Regions from separate parts of the Homo sapiens genome. Here region 1 is linked to region 2. A link is a contact called in ENCODE Hi-C or POLR2A ChIA-PET data. All regions are on one chromosome and are shown on one strand. Each heading gives the region's core, a stretch centred on a gene start or an enhancer-like site at or near the end of the contact. The rest is flanking DNA. Distances are from core to core; before and after follow the strand shown. Region 1 overlaps DAB2IP (DAB2 interacting protein). Region 2 overlaps TTLL11 (tubulin tyrosine ligase like 11).

Region 1 (4,091 bases), core at 1-2,500, 210 kb before region 2:
CTGCAGCCCATCTCAGGGAGTGGCACTTCCTCTCCGTCTGAGGCTAAGCCAACCCATTCCCCATTCCAAGCCATATCAAGCCCCCCAAGTCCTTGCAGCCTTCAGTTCCCCCCACCCACATTCTTCTCTCCAAAGCCCCCCTGGACCCCGCCACAGTTGTGCTTTCTTCCAAGGAGCTAGCTTCTGGGGAGGGGCCAGGGAGAGGCCAGAGAAAAGCGTAGAATGAGGAGGAGGCCAGGGCAAGTGCAGCCCTCCCACCAAGTCATGCTCTCCACAGAGCCTGCTCTCATTCCTTGTTTTTGCCAGGAACTCCAGCCCCCGCCTGCCAGTCAAACAAGGGAGCGGCAGCAGGAGGCTGGGCAAGAGGAGGTTTCACCGGGCCCCCACTTCAGTTACCAGTCTGATTAGGAACAAGAGGGAAGAGGCAGAGGGAACCCAGTGACTCTGAAGTTGGGGTTCTCAATGCAGGATCCGTGGATAGCAGAGAGCCACTGAGTTGTGGCTTAGGGCTTAGCTAAGGAGGAGTTTTCCAGAGCAAGCCAGGCCCCAGTACCCATTGTCCCAAGATGCAGCTGAACAGGGAAGGGGTCTTCCAGGCAGCGCGGCCTGAAATGTGCAGTGCTGGCCCCTAAAGAAGAGGTTCTGTGCAGGAGCAGCCGCCTCAGCCTCTGGTCCCCGGATTCTCCCACTCCTGCCACCCCAGCGCATCCATCTCCCCAGCGCTGGCTCAGGCTGCCAGGCCCCGGCAGGTTGGCGGGTGCTGTCGGTTTGGACCCGCCTTGGCTGCACTCACAGTTCTTCTTTTCCCCTTCTTTCCCTGTGTGTGCTTGTCTCCCTGCAGTCTGATAGATTTCACCCGGTTACCGTCTCCAACCCCCGAAAACAAGGACTTGTTTTTTGTCACAAGGTCCTCCGGGGTCCAGCCCTCACCTGCCCGCAGCTCGAGTTACTCGGAAGCCAACGAGCCTGATCTTCAGATGGCCAACGGTGGCAAGAGCCTCTCCATGGTGGACCTCCAGGACGCCCGCACGCTGGATGGGGAGGCAGGCTCCCCGGCGGGCCCCGACGTCCTCCCCACAGATGGGCAGGCCGCTGCAGCTCAGCTGGTGGCCGGGTGGCCGGCCCGGGCAACCCCAGTGAACCTGGCAGGGCTGGCCACGGTGCGGCGGGCAGGCCAGACACCAACCACACCAGGCACCTCCGAGGGCGCGCCAGGCCGGCCCCAGCTGTTGGCACCGCTCTCCTTCCAGAACCCTGTGTACCAGATGGCGGCTGGCCTGCCGCTGTCACCCCGTGGCCTTGGCGACTCAGGCTCTGAGGGCCACAGCTCCCTGAGCTCACACAGCAACAGCGAGGAGTTGGCGGCTGCTGCCAAGCTGGGAAGTTTCAGCACTGCCGCGGAGGAGCTGGCTCGGCGGCCCGGTGAGCTGGCACGGCGACAGATGTCACTGACTGAAAAAGGCGGGCAGCCCACGGTGCCACGGCAGAACAGTGCTGGCCCCCAGAGGAGGATCGACCAGCCTCCGCCCCCACCCCCGCCGCCACCTCCTGCCCCCCGCGGCCGGACGCCCCCCAACCTGCTGAGCACCCTGCAGTACCCAAGACCCTCAAGCGGAACCCTGGCGTCGGCCTCACCTGATTGGGTGGGCCCCAGTACCCGCCTGAGGCAGCAGTCCTCTTCCTCCAAGGGGGACAGCCCAGAACTGAAGCCACGGGCAGTGCACAAGCAGGTCAGTGCTGCTAGTCAGAGGGCAGGGCTGGGCACTTGGGCCCAGCTGGGGCTGTCATACCCCATACCATGCTCCTCCTCTCGGTCATTTCACCTCCACCCTCACCCAGCTGCCATCCCATCCCACCAGCCTGCCACATGCGCCACCACCCCCTCCCCCTGGCTTCTTCCTGAATCCTGTGAACCAGGGACACTGTAGCCTTGGGGAACTCCAGGCTCCTCTGTCAGTGCCCCTAGGGGCAGGCTGGGGTCAGAGAGAAAGAGGAGGAGAGTGCATTCATCTTCGGTTCCAAGCCTGTCGAAGCGCCTACCCAGCTCTGCCCCCACACGCCCCTCCCAAAATGTTTTCACAGGCTGGACAGGCCTTCAGGCACAACCACCTGGAGCATGGATGACCCTGTCACCCAAAGGCTGCAGGCAGTGTCTGGAGTGGAGGTGCCTTGGGCTGACAGCCCAGCCTGGCCCTGTCCCCCACTCAGTGCAGCCTGCCCCGGTGCCCCCAGTGGCAGGGTCACTCACTGTCCTCTTGGCAGCAGAGTGTGGTGCTCAGGAGGCCACCTGGCACCTGTCAGCTCTGCCTTTGGCTGCCGTCTGAGAGACAGTTCCCGGGTGGGGACTGCCTCGGTAGGCGCTCAGTCAGCTGGAGGTCCCCTCTTCCCACCGTGTCCCAGAGTTGCTTGTCCTTGTGGCTCACCTGGGCCACTCCCGCCCCTCCTGCTTGCCCTCCACCTCCCTGCAGCCCCTCACAGCTGTGTTTCATTGTAGGGCCCTTCACCTGTGAGCCCCAATGCCCTGGACCGCACAGCCGCTTGGCTCTTGACCATGAACGCGCAGTTGTTAGAAGACGAGGGCCTGGGCCCAGACCCCCCCCACAGGGATAGGCTAAGGAGTAAGGACGAGCTCAGCCAAGCAGAAAAGGTAAAACTGGACCCTGGCGGCTCGGGACAGGGCGGGGCTGCCTCCCGGCAGCAGCTGGTAGGAGTCTCTCCCCCAGGTCCCCCAGCAACGGGTGCTGCTGTCCTTGTGAAGGGCCCGTCACCTCTGAGCCCCTGTTCCCTGTGAGAATAGCAGTCAGTGGGGTCTGGAAGAAAAGCAACAAGAGGGATGGATTAGCAGCTTAGACCTGAGGCTTCCCATCTGCAGATTGGAATCACCAGGGAATTGTCTTGGATACAGACTCCTGGGACCTCTGGGAAGGCTCCTTAGCCCAGGCAACTGAGGCAGTTGAGCTTCCTGAGGACCTGGGGGTTGAGGGCTGAGGGTGCCCAAGTGACATATAGAAGCCCCCCTGAGGGAACTTGGTACCTGAGGAGGCAGAGGCATGGGTCCCCAGGATGGCTGGGAGAGCCACCCCAGCCTGGCCCCCAAGGCTTGTGCCTGCCCACGGCCTGGCTCTTCACCCCTCTGGTCTCCACCAGGGCCTGGGAAAGAAACAGCAGTTACCAGCTTGGGGGGTGGGGTCAGGCTGCCATTGAGATGTTTTCTTCCCCACCCCCGGGAAAAGAATCTACTCTAAAAATGAAACTCTCACTCTGCCACACACTCTGCCATCTGCTGGGGCAAGGGGATGCTTCGTTGGTCTCCCAAGCCTTCCAGCTGTGGCAGCTGCTCTGGATCTGGGGGTAGTTTTTGTCTCCTACTGCCAGCTGCAGTCCATGTAGACGGAGGAACCAGCGCAGGCCCCAGAACGGCAGGCGCTTCTCCACTCCCCTCTGGATGCTCTCGCCCCGCTGGGCCCCAGGAAAGCCTGTGGCAACCTCTCGAGCAAGGGTATTGGGGTCAGAATGGCAGAACTCCTTCTCCCCGGCCTCAGGCGAGGCCCGTCTCCATGCTGCATCCTGCCACCGCCACCATCCCCGGTCCGCTACATCCACCTGCTTTCACCATAGTTACATGAAGGGGACCGGGGGACAGGGAACACAGTGCTCCCAGAGCCAGAGTTTGGCTGGGGAGTGAGGAGGACTGGCCTCACTCCAGGCTTTTTGCATCCCTGTGTCCTCATGGCGTCTGGCCCCTCTCGATCCCGGCGTTGGCCTTTCCTCGCTCAGCGCAGAGCACCTGACTCCTCTCTGCAGCCACGCCGCTTCCCAGCCTCGTCCACATCCCTGCTCCTCCCTGATGGTTGGGGTCTGTGCTGGACTGAGGCAGATCCAGAGCCTGGACCACCTGCCTTTCAGTTCTCTCTCTCTCCATTTCCTCATGCCACTGCCACCCCCTGGCTTTAGATTCAAACAGAGGCTGGGAAGCTGGGATCTTACCCTGCTAGTCAGTCGCTCTTCATGTGACATGGTCACCTTGTCTGGGCCTCAGTTTCCCCTCCTGCAGAGCTCCCACCTCTCAGGGTGCTGTCACATGTCCTTCA
Region 2 (4,422 bases), core at 1,681-4,180:
AAGAAGGATGTCTCAGGCTGTTGGTCTGAGTGACTGACTGAATGCCATTTGTTTACTGAAACAGTAAAGACGATAGAGAGTAGGTTTGGGAAGGAAGTCAAGAGCTTGACTTTGGACGTGTTCAGTGTTTGATGGCTATTAACTATCCAAGTAGAAAATTAAAGTGGGCACTGGGATATACCAATCTGGAGCTCAAGGAAAGGTCAGGACTGGAAATACAGCTATAGGCGCCAGTAGCGTAGAGCTGGTGCTTAAGGCCATGGGGGCTACGCGGGATCATTTAGGAGTGATTGTGAATAGGGGGACACCTTTCCAAGGATGGAGGCCTGAGACTCTCCAACACTGACAGGTCCAGAAGAAGAGGCTGAGAAGCAGCAGCCAGGGAGGTAGGAGGGAAACTGGAGTGTATCCTTCTATCATATTCTGCTTGGCAAACCCTTCTTCATGCTTTACGCTCCAGCTTAAGCATCTCCTCCTCTGGGAAGCCTTCCCTGACAGGGTTAGGCAAAGTTAGCGACTCCCTTTTCTGGGCTCTCCCAGCATCCCACATGGACCCTCTCATAGCATTTCTTTCTTACAAGGGACTGGAGTTCTCATGAGTCAGCTCTCCCCATTACACTGTGTGCCCCCTCAGAGCAGGGACCTTGTCTTATCCATAACCACATGCCCATACTAGCTCAGGGCTTGTCTTAGTGGGTGCCCAGGGAATGTGTTAGAGTCCAAAGGAAGAAAAAGCTGAAATATCAGAAGTTGTTTCTGGAGAAAGGGTTTATCTAGGAGGTGGGGCTTGAATAGCACCTTAGAAGGCGTTGAAGTTCAAGAAACAGCAAGAATGAGAGAGAGCATGCCAGGTCAGCCGAGACAGAAGAGAATCAAAGGGCAGCAATGGGAAAGCACAAATTATGTCCAAGACAGCAATTGGATCTGTTTTTCAAGACTGCAGAGCTCAGGGAGGGTACAGGGAAGCTAGACTGGGGTTGGGGTCAGGGGTGACAAATGCCAGGCTAAGGAGATGGTTTTCAAACTATACTCCTTGGAACACTTGTGTTCCTGTTAGGTTTAAAATGTGAATATTTCATGGTTTCTTACAACTTTAAGGCACTTCATCATAGACAAATTTGAGAGCTGTTGTGGTTACAGATAACAAACAATGGAATAAACATAAAAACTGTCATTTATTAAGTGATTCCTATGTGTTAGGTGCTGTGCTAAATATTCTTCCTAGTTTGCTCTTATTTGTGCTTACAATAATTCTGAGAGGGAGGTACAAATATGGTCTCTAACTGCAGATAAGGAAGCTGAGACTAAGAATTGTTAACTTGCCAAGCAGACCAGCTAGAGGTGCCAGGGTTAGCCCAAACCCAGGCCGTCTAAGAACCAAATCCAAGCCCTTGACCACTCACTGCATTGCTCCTTGGCCTTCTTCCCTTGGGGTGACTGGCTGAAGGGTAAGGAGGAGGTCAAAAAAACAAAGAATAAAGAGGAGAAACATCTTAGGATTTAGGAAGAGCATCTCCTTCAGGCATCTAAGCAAAAGGATCATGGCCAAGGAGATAATTAGATACAGGGAGCTAGAAGAAGATACAGACCAAGCAATGGAACTGGGAAAGAACGTTCTTGAAAGCTGAGCTGGAAGCCTTTCCTCTGCATGTGTTATTTCTGCCATATGATTCATCTACACTGAGACAGGCCTTGCTGTATAAGTCAGAGTCACACTGGTACCCTCAAGAAGGCTGACATGAGGATATGTTGCTGGGAGCTACCTAGGCAATGACAGGGGACAGGCTGGAATGACAGGGAAGCCACGTTCCTCAGCAGCAGATTACAGGAAACCTGCCCACAGCCTGAGCAGTGCCCGCAACTGCTCTGTGCCATCACAATTTCCCAAGTAGTTATTGTGGCTATGATTGGAAAGGGGTCACCGTCACATGTTTAAGATAAATGTAATTTCTTTGGCTAGAGTTTATGTTCTGGAATGCTGCAATCTGAGTCAAGCCCAGGCAACAAGCGAGAGGGGCTGTGTGGCAAAGAAGTCATGTGTTCTATCTGCACGGAACATTACAGCTTGAAAAGCCATTCACAATCTTTATCTCATTGGAATTTGACAACAACCCTTTGAGGTAGGCAAGGAAGATGAGGCACAGAGAAGTTAAGTGACTTATACAAGAATACACAGCAAGTCAATGGCAGAACCTAACCGGGTCCCTTAATCTCTAGGTTCCAAGTCAGCTCAGGTATGTGAGACCCAAACTCAAAAGTGTTCTTACAAGTGATAAGAATAAAGTAAGAGAGGGCTCCAAGGAGAAAAGGATACCATTTTCTTTTCTTTTTTTTTTTTTTTTTTTTTGAGACTGAGTCTCGCTCTGTCACCCAGGCTGGAGTGCAGTGGCGCGATCTCGGCTCACTGCAAGCTCCGCCTCCCGGGTTCACACCATTCTCCTGCCTCAGCCTCCCAAGTAGCTGGGACTACAGGTGCCTGCCTCAACACCCGGCTAATTTTTTGTAATTTTTTTTAGTAAAGATGGGGTTTCACCATGTTAGCCAGGATGGACTCGATCTCCTGACCTCGTGATCCGCCTGCCTCGGCCTCCCAAAGTGCTGGGATTACAGGCGTGAGCCACCGCGCCCGGCCCAAGGATACCATTTTCTCCCTTAATGACTGGGAATCTGAAATGTATGGTAAGACAAATTCCAAATATCTAACACCTTATACCCTGTCAAAGTGTTGTCACCCACATTACTTCACAATAAAAGGCAGGCAGGGAAGTGAGCGTAGGTGATTTACAGAGAAAGAAGCAGAGGCTCAGAGTGGTGAAGAAACATGCCCAAGTTCGCACAGCTGGGAAGAGGAAAAGCGCTTCCTTGATCCTGGCGTCTCCCCCCATGCTCCTCCTCTGGCCCAGGCCTGGAAGCATTTAGTGTGGTCAAGCAGTGGGAAACAGTCCCAAGACTGTGGTTCCACTTGCAGACATGATCTGTCCAAACCAGTGGCTCCCTCCCTGTCTGCCCCCTCCACCAGCTCCCCACAGCTTGGGCCCCACTGATGGCTGCCCCATGTGGCCTGTCCATAGCAAGACATGCAGCAAAACAACCAGCCTGGCCCTCCACCCTGCCACTCGGTCCAAGCCAGGGCTCTGTGGCTTGGCTCTGCATGCCGGGCCCACATGATAGTCCTAGAATAGCTGTCATTGTCAAACAGATCTGACCACATGGTCCCCCGGGATGACCCCTGGACGTGTCCACGTTGCAACTTATCTCCTTGACCCTAGCTTTTTGATGGCTTACGTCAGGACTTGTTTTCTCTGGCCCTACCTCTAAGTTCTTCCCTTTTCTCCTTTCTAATGTTTTAAGCCACCTACCTGATGGCTGAGCTGTGCATCCTCCCTGGGAACCAAAGGCCAGGGGTCCAGTTTCTCAGGACAGATTTCTGGGTGGCAATTACCCCTTCCTGGTACTGATCATGGCCTGAATAGCCCTCCAAAAGGTGCCGCCAGCCTGCCTGGAAATCCTGCTGGCTGGCGCCTAGCCCCTGGGGTGTCCTCTCTGGGTTTGAGGCTGCACTTTGGGACCAGCCTCCTCTTCTGCTGTTGAATGAATGCCCCATCCACTAGAGACACTGCCCCACTCCCTCCGTTCTCACTTCTTGTCCCAAGAGACCTGTCACCTGCTTGCCATAGACTGGAAATAACCCAAATGTTCCTTGACAGAAGAACTGATAATAAATTGTGCATATTCACAATGGAATCTATAACAGTGCAAATGAGGCAGTACCCACGACCCCCACCAGCATGGGTGGACCTTGGAAACCTTATGTGTAGTGGAAAAGAATGTTGCAGAAGACGCCATACTTTATAATAGCATTTTTATAAAACTCAAAAACAAGCAAAACAAAACAATATATTGTTTAGGGATACATTCATGCCTAATAAAAGTATTTTCAAAAGCAAGGAAATAATCAACATAAAATTCAGGGTAATGTCTACCCCAGGGCTGGGCAGGGACATGGTTTGGGGCAGAAACACACTAGTTGGAGATCTTGGGTTGGGAGGAAGGTTTGAGATAATCATTTTGTTGTTTGGCTTCATGGCTTACAAGTATGTTCCATGTATTCTTTTTTCATATATATCAAATGCTACAAAATGACTTTAAGGATTAGATGGAGAGGGTCCCAGAGGTACCCCTTCTTCTCTCCTCCTACCCACACTGATTGATCTGGGGGCAGGAAAGTGTGTACCTATGGAGTGTCTGGACACCACGTCTCCCCACCCTGCACTGTCACAGCTGAATGGCCTGTAAGAATGTTCCAGCCTCATTCCCTTCCCTCCCACACTCTGGCTGAGTCCACCAGACTCTGGCCCTGGCTCCATCGCTCTGCTGAAGACAATTCTCACTGAAGTCTCCAGTCAACTCCTTACGAGTGGA

What was found. A loop is a pair of places that touch in the nucleus more often than their neighbours do. ChIA-PET counts read pairs that join two places held with the same protein, here RNA polymerase II (POLR2A). Pooled maps may share reads with other maps.
Region 1: a map of gastrocnemius medialis shows a loop between it and region 2 (2.7-fold over the local background). The contact joins two enhancer-like sites. A Hi-C loop is called at or near these places in 6 of 168 maps with a recorded cell type or tissue (PC-9, ascending aorta, gastrocnemius medialis and 3 more) and 2 of 50 pooled maps. POLR2A ChIA-PET finds 5 or more read pairs at or near these places in 2 of 52 experiments (PC-9 and activated CD4-positive, alpha-beta T cell).

The regions. Positions count from the first base shown.
Region 1 is chr9:121,771,766-121,775,856 of GRCh38, forward strand. DAB2IP (DAB2 interacting protein) reads left to right here. Exons shown (of 16, transcript NM_001395010.1): 12 at 842-1,730; 13 at 2,495-2,647. Among named protein-coding and RNA genes, the nearest start is that of DAB2IP, 120 kb to the left of the region's middle. Within about 2 kb of position 1,251, at least 12 of the 41 ENCODE cell types and tissues checked have a DNase peak (open chromatin) inside an H3K27ac peak, as active enhancers do; they include ascending aorta and gastrocnemius medialis, where a contact is called at or near this core.
Region 2 is chr9:121,983,188-121,987,609 of GRCh38, forward strand. The region is part of intron 4 of TTLL11 (tubulin tyrosine ligase like 11); the gene reads right to left. Among named protein-coding and RNA genes, the nearest start is that of TTLL11, 110 kb to the right of the region's middle. RefSeq lists an enhancer at 2,549-3,050. Within about 2 kb of position 2,931, at least 9 of the 41 ENCODE cell types and tissues checked have a DNase peak (open chromatin) inside an H3K27ac peak, as active enhancers do; they include ascending aorta and gastrocnemius medialis, where a contact is called at or near this core.